2 separate regions of the Homo sapiens genome follow, and region 2 is linked to region 1. A link is an interaction called in ENCODE POLR2A ChIA-PET data of the cell type or tissue named here. Cell type or tissue: MCF 10A. All regions are shown on one strand. Links, peaks and the distances in the headings refer to the core of each region. The heading gives the core; the rest is flanking DNA.

Evidence for each region. Peaks named below come from ENCODE experiments on the same cell type or tissue, not always from the same donor. Only the 100,000 strongest peaks of a DNase experiment are listed, where the experiment ranks them.
Region 2: POLR2A ChIA-PET joins it to region 1 with 16 read pairs; 2 of 35 experiments call an interaction of 5 or more read pairs at or near these places.

Annotation. Positions count from the first base shown.
Region 1 is chr1:209,379,174-209,387,100 of GRCh38, reverse strand. LINC01698 (long intergenic non-protein coding RNA 1698) reads right to left here. Exons shown (of 3, transcript NR_146491.1): 3 at 7,411-7,674. Among named protein-coding and RNA genes, the nearest start is that of LINC01698, 11 kb to the right of the region's middle. RefSeq lists enhancers at 2,029-2,777, 2,778-3,525. In MCF 10A, for the core only: no CTCF peak of the experiment used is centred there; DNase peaks (open chromatin) are centred at 3,050 and 3,460.
Region 2 is chr1:209,527,952-209,535,878 of GRCh38, reverse strand. It overlaps LOC105372898 (a long non-coding RNA gene), which reads left to right. Exons shown (of 7, transcript XR_922535.3): 4 at 4,505-4,632; 5 at 7,200-7,927. Among named protein-coding and RNA genes, the nearest start is that of CAMK1G, 52 kb to the left of the region's middle. In MCF 10A, for the core only: no CTCF peak of the experiment used is centred there; no DNase peak of the experiment used is centred there.

The sequences.
Region 1 (7,927 bases), core at 1,068-6,067:
ACCCAGGCCTAATGCAAACAGGTGAAGTTTCTGCCCTGCTGGGAAGGATAACTTTGACCAGATTAAGGGGGCCCTTAAAAGAAATTCCTTCTTGTATTGGACCTGGAATCATAAAACTAGGAAGTGGAAGTGATTTTTGTCATTTTACAGGTTAGGAAACTGATTAGATAGGGAAGTGATTTGCCCAAGGTGGGAAGTAAATTCAACATATAACCAGGATAAAACCCATCTCTTGACTCCAAACCCAGTGCCTTGGCCTGCTTTCCTTGTTGCTGTTCTGCCCATTGTCACAAAGTTTAAAATACTATTTATTTATTTATATTTTTAATGAGTATTGACAATTACTTTTTTTTTTAACTAAAAGAAGACAGTTAAAGGACTATATCTCATTGGTATTTGTAGGCTTGATACCTATCACATTGTCTAATGCAGAATTGATACTAAAAACGTCCCTACAATATTTCTACCCTTGAATCTGCACATAGAGACCCCATTGGGAGCTGAGCCTTGGTGGATCATTTTGATTTAAGTGGGATCTTATGTCTAACAAATCTTTCTGTCCATTGTCTTGCCCAGCCCCTATTCAACTATAGCTATATTTTCAGGGTTATTTTTGCATTCATAATTCTTGACAAGAAAATCCTCCCATCTAATCTTCGCTTGATTTCTTTGTTTCAGGAGCTTATTTAGCATGTCTAATAGAGCAACAAGTCATGTCCTGTGGCTCCAGGCCTGGTATTCCATAGCATACCAAAATCAACAACAAACCTTTGCCTCCAACCTCACCCATGTCAAGGACAGAGATGAGGCTGCCCACTAGGGAGGTGGAATTTATAACCAAATGATCATGCTCTTTCTGGGTTTCTGCAGGGTTCCCCAGAGACGTAGCATTCTTGGGTTATGGGGTACAGAGAACTCTGAGATTAATTTTCAGTGATGCAAAGCCAGTGTAGAACTATGAAAAAATTGTTCCCTGAGGGTTACTGGAATATTGGTAAAATATTATTTCTTGCTGAAGGAGCACAGGAAACTTCACCCAAAATATAGCTCCCTGGTATAATGGGTATTTTAAATTAAAGGTCCTTTGAGATCAACAGATGCTGGAGGAGACTTTCCCCCTATCTACGTAAAGATCAGACGGACCCACCAAGGAGAACAATTGTTTTTCCCTCTCTACCCGCTTCTGTCTCTCAATCCTTTACTTCTATCATGGAGAAGGATGAAGCTGTTCTCTGAAATTCCCTTATCTGCCTAAGATCTACACCTACCAAAGACGAAAACAATTACTTCTGATCCCTTCTCTGAATTTTCATTAACTGAACTCATATCGCAGGAAGAAAAACTGAAGTCTGTCAACAAACATGGGCAGACTTTTATCACAAACTACTCTCTGCTCTGTGGGCCCAACAGACTTTCTCCCAGGCCATTGTATATTCTTCACAGCCATTGAATTGCCCTGAAAATTATTTACTAATGTCCCTAAAGTCATCCACAATGTCCCATCTCTCTTTCCCTCAAGAAGTAGGTATACAAGCATCTGTAACCCACTGGGATATTGGGAAATCACCCTGTGATTCTCGCATGAATGTGAACAAATATCTATGCCTTTTCTCTTATTAATCTGCCTTTCATGAGTTGATTTTTCAGTGAAACTTCCAGTGGCAAAGGGAAAACTACATAGCTATTTAATTTATTCACCTGGGATAGAAAAGGCAATCCTAGCAGATGATTTAGGTCAGTGGTATCCAATCTTTTTAGTCAGGAGAGCACATTTGAATCTGAAAACATGTATAGTCATGTAGATAAAAATACATTTAGGAATGCATTGGTAGAGCAAATGCTTAATAGCAGACAGAGACTACTACCTTTAAAGGAATTTGAGTTCTATTAATCATAACCTTATCTATATAATATTCCAAATCTGAGTTATTGCTTTCACTCTGTGTTTCTGCAGCTCTCTCTGCCTGTTTTTACCACTGGACAGGAAGCTCCATGAAGGCAGAGTCAGTTTGACTTATTCCCTGTCTATTATATGCTCAGCACCTACCACAGTTTCTGGCACAAAGCAGTACTGTATTTGTAGAATGAATGAATAAAACCATTAGAAGTATTATAATATATGTGTGTGAATCATGCTATTTGGTCAACCTATAAGCACTGATTCATGCAAATATGGTGCTCCTGTGGGATCTCAGGGTCCACAGATTAGAAACCATGCATTTAGATTTATGTCTTTGTGCCCAATATTTTGTTCCATTTTCCTCATAGGGAGCTTACGAGTCAGTAGATCACAAACATTGGTCTCTGGATTTAGAGACAAACAATGACTAAAGCCAGGAGCTTGAACCAGGTGATCTCCCAAGGTTCTTCCCAAAATGAACAGTCCATGAGGACACAGTGCCTACCTTAAAGAAGGCCGAACCTTCCTGACACCCACGGGGACAGGGATGTTGATGACAGGTTCTCTCAAGAGCCAGCTTCTAACATTTGCAGGAGCAATAAGTAAGCTAATATCTGGCAGCCTCTAGGCAGTCTAGTTGCTATTTCAACCCCAAATGGGCCTGCAAAGGTACTTTGCCTGTTTCCTCTGTCAACCTATTTGTGCAGAGTGTTGATAACTGAAGTGACACACAGTAAATACTCTTTGTCTTGTAAGACATTTGCTGGCAGTGGAGATGAGGAGGGAAATGCAGGAGTTGAAAGAAAGAATGCTTAGCTTAGATTAAACTGTGTGCATGTATATGTGCCTCTCAGTGTGTGTGTTCACATTTAAATGCTGACCTCTCTCTTCCCTCTTCACACAACAGCTCCTTCTCTTGATTCTCCCGCGCTCTAATTTCTGCACTCTTCAAACAAAGATAGAATGGCATTCCAGGTGTGAACAAATCAGGGAGGTTTCCTGTTTAAGATTCAGAAATTCATAGCCCTGAGGAAGTGAGTAAAAGAGAGAAAGGGAGAGAGAAAGAGGGATGAAAACCAGAATCTCCGCCACCTGCTATTTAGTGATTAGCTTCCAGATAAGGAAGGCAAAGATGCATTCCAGGAGCTTGGGACTTGCCCAGACAGAACTCAGAGCAAAGGAGGGCTTAGAGAAAGGTGAAGCCAGAAATTACAGGAGGAGGCTGGGCTACTGAAAGTACCATCTATCAATTTTCTCTCCAAGCTCCTTCATTTCATGGAGCTCTTAAAAATGTCGGTTCCTCACTTCACCCTCTTATTGATCCTACCTCACCTGGTTTGGTTTATGTAAAAGATTCTTGTAAAGACTAGCTCTTCCACTAGCCATGTAACCCTGGGCAAACCACTTACCTTCTTAGATACAGTCCTAGTGGCTGCTGTCTCATGTGTTTAAATAGCTTCATCCAAACCCCTATGAAAAGAAGCCAATGACAACAACACACACACAAACAAAAAATACCGTAATTCCGGGCAGAAGCCCTGATGTGAGTTTGCAGGTGAGCAGCCTCTGCTCTAGTTCTTACTTGCATATATGCCAGGCCATTTGACTCACCCACAATGAAAAGCAAGTGCTTATTCATTCACTTATAGAGGAGCAGGCTGCTCAATTGTGGTGTTTTCCCTTCTCAGTAGAAAGGAGCGAAAATAATGTCTGCACAGCCTGTCCTTCTGTTAAATGCGCTACTGGAAAGGAGTCCCTATCCAGACCCCAAGAGAGGGTTCTTGGGTTTCGCGCAAGAAAGAATTTAGGGCAAGTCCGTGGTGCAAAGTGAAAGTAAGTTTATTAAGAAAGTAAAGGGATAAAGAATGGCTACTCTGTAAACAGAGCAGCCCTGAGGGCTATTGGTTGCCCATTTTTATGGTTATTTCTTGATGATATGCTAAACAAGGGGTGGATTATTAATCCCTCCCCTTTTTAGACCATACAGGGTAACTTCTTGACATTGCTATGGCATTTGTAAACTGTCATGGCGCTGGTGGCAGTGCAGCAGTGAGCATGACCAGAGGTCACTCTCACGGCCATCTTGGTTTTGGTGGTTTTTGGCTGGCTCCTTTACTGCAACCTGCAACCTGTTTTATCAGCAAGGTCTTGATGGCCTGTACCTTGTGCCAACCTCCTATCTCATCCTGTGACTTAGAATGCCTTAACCTGTCTGGGAATGCAGCCCAGCAAGTTTCAGCCTTATTTTACCCAGCTCCTATTCAAGATGGAGTTGCTCTGGTTTTCACACCTCTGACACTTCTGCATGTGGCACCTGTGGCTGCAAACATGACCCCAGATTCTGAGCAGAGGGGCAGGAGGCTGTGTACTTTTCAGGGTTGTATGGCCTCTTCCCTCATTAGCCTTTCTTGCTCTCTTTGTTCTTATGACTGAGAATGTCTTGTCCTTGACAACCACGATGTGTTCAATTTTTTTCAACACAATGAGGTCAGCACATTGCCTTCTAGCCTCTAGAGCAGGTAAAAGCCATCAAGCCTTGACAGATACAAGATCAAATTACTAATTCACTCTGATTATCATTTTGCATTGTCTCCTATAAAAAAATCAATGTGGAGCCATGAACAATTATGCTAGGGTAGAAAATAAATACACTGCTGATTAAAAACTGGAAGTCACTAGCTTTGAAATTTCTCCAAAAATAGAGCCCCAGATGTCATGTAAACTGCAATCAAAATGGGCTGTAAAACTCAAACTGTAGACATTGCCTTGTAAAGCGTTCACAGATGTAGCAGCAGAAGAAATTCTCGTAGCTTAGAAAAGCAAAACTTCTGCTTTTTTTTTCTTTCTGTCTGTCTCTTTGTTTTTGAGGGGGATGGTAGACAGGATGAACACCAAACTGTTCATTTCAATATGTAATTTGCCTCAAAGAATTCTGACTTAATATATTTTCTCACCAACCTAAATCCAATTCAAAAAAACATTTATTGAAACCCGAACAATCTACTTTTGGTTGACAAGTGCTAATAGGTGCAATGTTACCCCTGTCAACTTATAAGATCACCTACTGAGCTTGGAGTCAAACAGGAAAAAGGAAATTAAACTGGAGTTTGAATTTGTATCTTCTAAATTCTCAGTCATAGCTGAATGTGTATAGTGCTCAATGAGAAACAAATTGTATTGCTGGCTTTTCTTTATTTAAAAAAGAAAAACAACTGAAATTAAAGCTGGAACATGTTCACATCTTAATCTTGGATCTACCTCTAATGCAGATGAGATATATCTGTATGAAAAAACAAATGAGGCTGGGCTCGGTGGCTCAGGCCTGTAATCCCAGCACTTTGGGAGACTGAGGCAGGTGGATTACTTGAGGTCAGGAGTCTGAGATCAGTCTGACCAACATGGAGAAACTCCGCCTCTACTAAAAATACAAAATTAGCTAGGTATGGTTGCGCACTCCTGTAATCTCAGCTACTCAGGAAGCTGAGGCAGGAGAATCGCTTGAACCTGGGAGGCAGAGGTTGCAGTGAGCTGAGATTGTGCCATTGCACTCCAGCCTGGGCAACAAGAGAGAAACTCCGTCTCAAAAAAAAAAAAAAAAAAAAAGAAAAAGAAAAAACAAATGACATCAGAGAATCTTTTTCAACACCTCTTTGCTAGTTCTTGGATTAACCATGTATTTCCAGTGAAAAATAACAAATAAAATTGGTTTTTGACCCTGTTTTATTTTTCTCCAGAGACCAGCCCTCTGCTCTCTTGAGTTCCATAGATAGGTGGATTTCCCTGAGAAACTTAACAACACCATGTCATTTTTAGTTTAAGAGCTTTTGTTGGGAGTATCTAATAGGTAGTAGGCAATAGCAGAGTGTGAGTGAGTGTATATGGGTGTGTACACTCCCTTATGTGTACGTGTGTATTATCAAAGATGATGTACCACTACTGGATCAAAATTCCATACCACCTTTTGGATAAATCAGACAATGTAGTCAAATAGTTAGTCCAACATTATCTCCTTTTCACTCTTGCTTTGTAGTTAACTAGGAAAATGTGGCCATTAATTGTTAACATTCTAGGCCTCATTGGCCAACAGAATTCATATCAAAGATCGTCTCCTTCCTTCCTCTCTGTGCAGACAACTTCTGCTATACCTGTAAGGCACAACCAGAGTTCAATTGCTTTTCAATTCACTCATTCATTCTCATATACAGTAAGAAATAATGAAGTAGCAACCCTGTACCAGGCAGTACTCTAGGAGCCAGAGATACTACAGAGAATAAGACAGAGAGGCTCCTAACCTCATGTGGCTTACATTCTGGTGGGAGAAGACAACCAATAAACAAAATAATCAGAAATAGGTCTTACATCTTAGGTCTCAATAATTTTCATGGAGACTGAAAAAGCAAAGAGACATGATAATCAATGGATTTGCATATGTGGGGAGCTCTTTGGGTGGGGATATTAGAGAAGCACTCTCAGAGAAGGTGATGTGTGAAGACAGCCAGGCAGTAAGGGTGGGGTGACATGCACACTGTTGCACCCAGAAAAAATAGTAAAGAGCTAGCAGCTCTCAAGGACAAGTTTTGCATACTCAAGTGAGCTGGTCCCACACTACATTGCTAAAGAGGAGATTTTCTTTTCTTGACTCATTTGTAAACCAAGTAGGAAGTTGCACTCTGAAAGGGATGAATGTGAGGATCTGGGGCACTTTATTAAGGAAAACTGAAGCGTTGCTCTTAGATATGAGGAATTTGCTGGAGAAGTTGAAAAACTTAAGGGCTCTGGTCCCACCTTTGCCAATAGCAGGTTATGTACCATTGGGAAGTCCCTTCTCCTCTCTGACTTCAGTTTCCTTTTGAAATGAGGATGTTGGATGTCTAATTCTCTTCCAGTGCAAAAAATCTCTGAGCTTTCTAAAAACAGAAGCTAGAGCTGCATATTCCTGCTTGAGAACATACTGTTAACATGGACTCACTCACCAGGATGTTCAAATCCATACTGTGCATAAAAACAGTATATGCACTGGAGTGACACTTGATCAACTCCTCCTAGAGTCCAAAGAAGCCATGTTCAGACACTTGATCTCTTTTAACCTCCTCAATTTGGTCTGTGTTATGACCAAATTGGTAGGGAGCCCTTTCAACAGGCAACCAATGGAGAGAGTTTCATGGATAGGCCAGATCTCCCAGTGCACACCAAAATGAGGCATCTTGTCCATATGCAACTATGTGAGAAGCGGCAGGTCTGATGGCAGAGATAGATGAGACAGGGGTCCCAGGGTCTCAACTTTCAATAGTGGAAGATCCCTCCTAATAGTGGAAGATCCCTGTCTTTGGTTAAAGACAGCCGTTTACTACGATCCCCTGGCTTCCTGGCATGAAAGCAGCTTTCTTTGAATCCTGCTATAATGGGCAGATAATCTCACAGCTATTTCCTCCTCTGCTGGGTCTGTTGCATGATGCTCTATCAGTACAGAGAGACATTCCAAAGCTCAGAAAAGGTACAGGACAAAGGGCTATCATTTGTATATATATTTTGAGCATCTTTGCTGGGTGGAAGAAGGATTTAGGGAGACACACAGTGAATCAGAAATAGTCCTTGACCTCAAAGACAAACCCCCAGCCTAGATTCATACACAGTTACCTACCATTAACACAAGTCAGAGAGAGAGGAGGAGTGGATGCAATGACAAGGGCAATGGTGGTGAATGAATTGACATTTGGAATTGGTCCTCGGGGATGACTGAGACTTCCCAGGTCAGAGGCAGAGGATGAACATTCCTGTTAAGGGAACAGAATGAGTAAAAGCCAGGCACAGCATAGGGCTTCCAGGAAGAACATCAGTTTATACAGACTCCAAAAGGAGGGATCCTCAGAGCTTTATATCTAAACTCCAAGCACATGACACAAAGGAAGCCAGAGCCCTTTGACATGCAGCTACTTTTGTCCCTAGAGTTTCCAGATCTTATTCCAGGAGAAGCATAGCACCCTCCTCCCCTCCACATCCCCAACCACACATACAAGGAACCTACAA
Region 2 (7,927 bases), core at 1,879-6,878, 150 kb before region 1:
CAATCATGCCTTGTCTAGTGGAGATGAAGCTTACCTGATGCAATGTAGTCAGAGGCATGGCCTGAGGCAAAGCAAGGAAGAAATAACTACCCTGACCTCCCTCCCCGTCTTTCCCCAGGCTGCCACCAGTGCACCATTGGCAGAAACATTGGCAGAGTCCAGCTGGCAAGAGGGCCTCGTCATCCCTGCAAGACATAGCAGAGCAAGGGAAAGGTGGGGAACCGATGGCAAATGACAAGCCCACAGTTAGTCTCTGCAGCTTTCAAATAAGAATATTGCTGGTCAGATGCTAAAAGAGGACATCACCACAAGAATATATTAGAGACAAAAAATTTACAGGCTGGGTATTTCTCAGGTCAAGTAATATTCTGTCTAGCAAGAGAACTATGGGTACATAGCGCAATCATAGATTTTACTTAGTTCTGCTTAAAACTCGTGTCTGTTTTGGTTTGTTTATTTCACTGTATTTCATACCCTTGGGCTGTCTGGCCTTCTCTTTTAACCTAGAACCCTGAGGAGGGGAGGCAGGTCAGTAATAACCACCTCCCTCTGCAAACTTCCACATCTCCAGTCCTTTCCAGAATTCTTTTACCACCTTGACCTGAGGTTTTTATTCTGCCCACGGGTTAGGGTGCCATAGTTGATTGTGAGAATGATCTAAGGGAGTCTTAAGTCATCAGGTCATCAGGGAGGTGCTAGACACCTGGCAGAGGAGAGATCCAGAGTTAGAAGAGGCCCCAAACACCTGCAGCCCTGTGGGGGCGATGGGAAAGCCTGCCTTCAGGTGAAAGAATCCATTCCTTTATAGTTTGTGACCCTGAGCACTCAGCCCCTACACTTCCTTTTTCTTGCTTTGCTCTTGCTTTGAATTAAAATTAGGAACTGAGCTTTTTTTCATCTTGATACCTTCAGTACTTAACATAGACCACTGTAACCGTGGTGACAAAAAAAAAAAAAACTATGAATGAGTAAATAAGAGAAACAACGAATGAATAACAGCTGCTATGACAATTAAGGCATATGCTCCATTGTGTGGCCATGTGAGATAAATGTCTCCTAACTCACTGCTCTTTCTGTGGCTGTCCCTGGAGATGGGCTTGCGCACCTCACTGCCTTTCCTGCTGTGGGAGGTGAGAGGACTGGGGAGCCCAGAAGCCCAGAAGATGCTCCTGCCAGTAGAGGGCTCTTCCTCTCACTGCTCCGAAGGGATGGCACAGCGGCTGAGCACGATGCTATGGTGGTGTCTGCCCACCTCTGTCCTTTCACCCACATCTCCCCCGTCACACTACTGGCCAGGTCAGGCTGGCATGGGAAATTTCCCTTAGGAGACCTGCAAGCTTGTGGCTTTCTCTTTTTAAATGGTGGTTTCTATGATAGGGAAGGAGTGGGGACTATTATCCTAAAGCCAAACTCACTAAATTTTCAATATGGCAAAAGAAAATAAAGCAAGGGGAGACTTAGCACATCTTAGCTTATAAATTCTGGCTGTCCTATGTGACTTTCTGTTCTGAGTGAATGCGTGATTTTTCCAATGACAAAGAGGGTTCTAGAGCCCCGTAACTTGGAAATGGCTTGGTCTTGGTCTATATTGATGGATATCTTTCTACCTCCACCTATTTCTCCATGAAAACCTCCCCCTTACACACACACACACACACACACACACACACTGCACACTGGTGTTCTGCCAGCCCCAAGGCCTCCTTCCTACTGCTAATTTATGATTCCTCCTTCCTGGTGTCAGTTTTGGCTGATACTAAAGTGGCTAGCACCTCTTTGGAGATCTTTGGAAAACTCCAGTGAGTTGGAAAAGACCAGGACATGGAATCTGTAGAATAACGCTGGATGACATCTGGTTGGATGAAAAATGGGGACAGTCTGACCCTAAGCAGCTTGCCAGAAGCTAGGAACAGCTGCTTCTCAAGGGGGAAGTGTCATCATCGCATCTCCTGAGTGGCCCATTTTCTGCTCTATAGGAGGTAAATAAACATAACACCACCTGAAAATTGGCCTTTTGAAAAAAAGACTTTTTTTTGAAAAACCATCACGGAGGTTCTAACGTTGAAAACTGGAAGCCCCTGGAGCCAGAGTCATGGGAGGAAGTAGGAATGTGAGGGCCAACGGACTAACTGGTCTCTCTTACTGGGGCCATCTATTAACCCCAAAGAGGATGTCTACTTCAGTTTCTACAGTAACAGCTTTAGGGCTGCCCAGTGGGCATCTAGTGGGAGAGAAGGTGCATATTTGGGGGAAATTCTTTAAACACCAAGTTGTTGTGTGTCTCCCACATGGTGTGTGCAGGGGTCTGTGTATCTGTGCTTCACTAGCATCCTTCTCTTTCTCTTCCTTTCTCATCTTTTCACTCTGTCTTTCCACTTCTGTCTCCTCTGGTCTCTGTCTCACTCTCTACTTTGTCTGTCTTCTGTCTCATAGTCTCCCTCTTCACCTAGTTTTCTTTCTCAGGTTTTCATTCTTCCTCCTCAGCTTGGCTCTCATTTTCTTATTGTGCTGGGTTGAATAGTGTTCCCCCAAAATTTGTGTCCTACCTGGAGCCTCAGAATGTGGTTCTATTTGGAAATTGGGTCATTGCAAATGACCTATTTAATTGGTTATTTAATTATTCAATTGGTTATTTAATTAATGGCCATCTCAGTTAAGATGAGGTCATTCTGGTACAGGTGCACCATGAATCCAATATGATGGTATCCTCATAAGGAGAGGAGAAGAGACACAAAAACAGACACACCCTGGCAGATCACTGTGTGACTACGGAAACAAGAGACTGAAGCAATGTGTCTACAAGCCAAGGAACACCATGAATTGCTGGCAATAACCCAAAACTACAAAGAGTCAAGGAAGGAATCTTCCCTAGCACCTTCAGAGAGAACATGACCCTGCTGACATCTTGATTTTGGATCTCTAGCTCCCAGAACAGTGAGATAATATGTTCTTTTAAGCCACCAATTTGTGGTACCCTAGGAAACAAATGAATTTATCACTAAGTTCATGCATACTTCTTCTCCCTATGCATAGCACGCCCCCCACACACCCCACCCCCCCCACTGCCTTTTTTCAGATTCAAACCATTGATCTCACCCATTGCATTTCTGGCATCAGGTGTCAGCTGGCTCATTTTCTTTGAGGCAAAGTTCATATCCACTGGATTCACACCTCAGTTGCCACATGGGCTGCTTCTCTGCTCAGAAATGCCAGGAGTTTTTAAATAGTTCATAAAAGGGACCCCCTTTTGACCTGACCCTCCCAGGTAAGTATGCTGTCTTTGAGGACCACAGAAAGGTTCAAGAATCTGGGTTTTCAGTCTCCACATAGCTCTGGGCAAGTCTCTTAACCTCCCTGAATTCTTTCAATGGCTTCATCAATTAAAAAAAAGGCAACTGCTTTAGTCTTTCCTGCCTCTGGAGAATGTTGTTAGTGTGAAAAGACCTTCAAAAGTACAACAAAGAATGCTGTGCACATTTATAGTCCTTTATTATTCAGACTTAGGAGGCTGGGATGAAATAAATATTTATGGAACCCAGAAGGTGACATGGAATTTTATGGATATTATGACGTTGGATCCTTAAAGCAACCTACCAAATAAGTGATTCCCATTTTAAGTGAGGAGAAAATTGACTTGAAGCAAAGAAACATCACTTTCATAAGAAACAGTGAAGATTCTAATTAAACCCAGATTTCCTGACGTCCAATTTAGAGATTACTACATTACACTGTGACCCTCTCATTTGTTGATTTATTATTTTTTATGGCACACTTCCTTCCCATCTTGAAATATTTCTCTGACCCTTCAGAAGAAGCCACAGACTCAATAGAGTCTGGTCCCCTGTGTAAGGAGAGGTTTAATTTTCAAGTACAAATATTAACAACAGGCCCATAGAGGAAACATTTTGGAGGAACAATCGATGTTGGCAGACAGGAGCCTATCAGGAGGTAAAGGATTTGTAAAAGTGAAGTTTAAGGCAAACCTTTGAAGGGGAGATGAGAAATGCTGCCTTCAGAAAGGAGGAAGGGTCAAATTCAAGGTCCACAGTGGGCTAGAGAGTGTGTGAATCTCCGCCTGAGCTCTGCAGCGGGGAGAGTTTGAAGATGTAGAATTCTGTCTGCATAGCATGCATTATGTCTTTATGTGATATGTATGCGTCAGAGAAGAGAATTTCTTTTCTGTCACAGGCATCGTCTAAAAATGCACACACTTGAGAAATCACCACTCTCTCTCCTTTCTCATTTCTCCACTTTCTGCACATCTTCCTACTTGCTGAGCCTTTCCTCTCATTCCAGAGGGACAGAAGCACCAGCACCTTCTTTAGGAGCTGTTTATCTGGCATCCGCCTCTCTGCTGAGAGAGCAGACCCCTCTTCTTCCCTTCTTTAAGCCCCAATTGTATCTTCCATCCTCCCACTCTGAGTGTGATTAGAGTGAAGAAAATCTCATAAAAAGGAAACTCAAATGTCAGGTAATTACAGCCCATAATTTGTTTATCTTTCAGAAGCCCATATTGGAGGAGCATTACTCACTCTGAGGATCCTGGCATAGGCAGATGCATCACTTGTATTGAAGTATATTATCTGCTGTGATATTTATGATGAAATGAGTTTGCCAGCCATCGTCTATCAGGTCACAAACTCTTACTCAGCCTTGAAAAATGGCTTTTAATACACTCTTGTTGCAAGATTGGGGTGGATGTACAATTTGTGACTTTCCTACCTCTGCTGTTCCCGGGAACAGGGTGTACAGGGCTGTGTACAGGGTGAACGGGGCGGGGAGCTGTGTTCCTTTGCCTTATTCACAACCTCCACCCTTGGTGCAGTGAGAACATGAGTTCCTTAAGGACAGTCCATGTCTTACTCATTTTGTGTCCTCTTTGTACAGGGTCTGGCACATGTTTGATGTCAACAAATGTATGTTGAAACAAAATGAATTGATTCACATGTGAGGAGATTTAGCTTCTGAGACCAAGACCCCATAAATTCCTGGAGGAAAAGTAAAAGACATACTTAACATCACCTGAGATCACTTATTAGCTCACTTATTCAATCATGCATTTGCACATTCGTACAACAAATGCTTATCAAAAACTATTGTGTGGAAGGCACAGTGCTAATTGCTAAGTGGGCTAAAAAGATAAAGTAAAATATGGCTTCTGGTCAGGTGTGATGGCTTACACCTGTAATCCCAGCACTTTTGGGAGGCTGAGGTGGGAGGATCGCTTGAGCTCATGGGTTTGACACCAGCCTGGGCAACATGGCAAGACCTTGTCTCTACTAAATTTTTTTTAAATGAAAAATTAACCAGCTGTGGTGGTGCACCTATAGTCGCAGCTACTTGGGAGGCTGAGTTGGGAGGATCCCTTGAATCCAGGAGGTCAAGGCTGTAGTGAGCTATGATCATGCCACTGCACTCCATCCTGGATAACAGAACAAGACCCTGTCTCAAACAAAAAACAAAACAAAAAAACATAACTTGTACCTTAAAGGAGCATATGATCTAGTACTAAGGGTAAGAGAGAAATGAATGGTACAGGGAAGAAAATGAGGCCATAAAAATGCTTTGAATGCTCTGAGGATGAACAGATTTCTTCTAGCTGGAGACATGGGCAGGAGTGGATATTTGAATAGAATTACAATGGATGGTATATTAATTGTTTTTTTGCAAATAAATTAAAGTGAGTCTAGCTTTTGTAACAAAAGGTGTTCACAGGCAGCAGACTCTACTATCTCACAGAACCCATGAAAAAACTCAACAAGTAAGTCTCAGGTAGGGGTGAGAAGCAAAGATCTTCAGGGACCCTGTGGTGGAATCTGTGGCCCTTCCCCAGAGAGTTCCCCTGTCAATGTAATTCAGTGCCAAACATTCTTTGTTTCTCTGATGAAACATTCAGTTTCCAGGTGATCTAATGTGATTAATCAAGCAGAGTGTCAGGACTCCAGTCTGTAAACTCATTAGCTATGGCCAGGGGAACTGTCCCCAGAAACATGGCTGCTAAGACCCCTCTTTGTGCAGTGGAAGCAGTTCCCAAGAACAAGGGCTGAGCAGCCTCTCTGGCTGGGGGCACCTACATGTGGGTAAGATTTGGAGGTGTGTGGACATGATCACGAAGGACATTGCAGATGTGGGGAAGCGCAGGGCTGAAAGCCTCCCACCAGGACTCTCTGCCTGGCTCCATCTGTTCTCCCCAGGCTCAGGCATGGTCATTTGTTCCCCCAGCTCTCTTCTTGATGGGCTCAGGTATGAGTTTGTGTGTGTGTTTGCACCTGGGAGCGTGTGTGTTTGCACCTGGGAGCATGTATGTGAATGCAAGTGTGAGCACTTGTGTTTGGTTACTTTTGAGTGTATGTGCAAGTCTGAGCACGTGTATGAGTACATCTGAGTATGTGCGTGTGCCAGTGTGTGTGTGTGTATGTCCAGTGTGAGTGTAATATGTGCAGTGTGAGTGTGTGTGTGTGATTATGTCCTGTGTGTGTGTGAGAGTGTGATTATGTCCTCTGTGTGTGTGTGTGTGAGTGTGATTATGTCCTCTGTGTGTATGTGTGAGTGTGATTATGTCCTCTGTGTGTGTGTATTTGTGTGTTGAGTGTGATTATGTGTGTGCTGTTCTGGGTTCTACTTTGGGCTGGGTAGCAGGGTGGGGAGAGGATGATAAAACAGCACAAACTTTCTCACTGCCAGAATGGGTTTCTTCTTAGCATAGCTTTTATGGACTACTATGTAAAAAGAGTTTCTGGTTCTTCACCTGAGAAAATTACTAAAATTACTAAATGCTCTCTGGTGTTAATCTGCCTTCCATAGGTACTGGCCCAGACAATGGAGTAGAGCAGGGAATAGAAATATCCATTCTGCAACACAACAGTTTCTTCATGTCCAAGCCTAGTAATTTCTTTCCTGAAGGAGGAGTTCATTTCATCCTCTTGAACCTTGTCTGTTTGTTCCTTGCTATGCTACTCCCCAGGATGAACACAGCCACCGCCCCCTCTCTTCTAAACCACCTCTTTTCCACACAGAATGATTCTGGTTCTGTCCATTTGTTGTGGGCTCCTTTCTCAGCTCCTAAATGCACGGGCTGCTTGCTGGCAGGCTTTTTCTGTTCCTCTGCTTCATCTTGCTCACTCCTGTATGTGCCCACCAAAATCCCAAGGAATCAACAACAGCTTTAAAAAGTGGGCTTTGTTTCCTTCTCTCTGCAGGGGATCAAACATAGGCACCTGCCTGTCCAAGGGGGTCTAAGTCACAGTACAGAAGTGGTTTGCAAAGGCTGGTGGGATGGTGTGGCAGGCCTGTGGAGTTGAATAAAAATCCTGATGTCCTTCCTGGCATGAAGAATGGAGCTGCCAAGCTGCCCCCAGGAGAAGCGTGCTGCCTATGCATCTCACTGGACTTCTGTGTACAGAAGAAATATTGGTGGTTTGACCAAACGCTCGGGCTCCCCACGACTCCCGTTGTTATATGGGAAAGAACAAGGTCTGGCCCACCTCTCTAAACCTTTATAAAGGAGCCAGCTGGTGCCTGCCACTTTGTTGCCCACTGGAGAAGACTGGCTGCATGCATGTCATGCACCATATCCCAGCAGCAAAGGCCCTGATTTTTTTTTTTTATCAGCTGTAGTTCATTTGTAAATTATTAACCTCTCAAGAGCCAATATTTGCTCAGGGCCTTCCAGTCCATCTCAAGTGTCGATACTGTGCTTGGGAGATTGCGGGGGAGGATGGTGCAGGGAGCTCGGTCTGACACGCTGTTGTTGGGGAGGAAAATGCTCTTTGTCTAGCAAGAGAGGAGGATCTGACTCAGCAGCAGTAGAACCTCAGGCCAGCCCTTTTCCCACCTGGGGCTGAGGAGACTCAGCCATGTGAGAGTCCACATAGAAGCAGGGGTCCTCAGTGCTCTCTAACCACATTGAGAGTCTACTCTGCCCCAA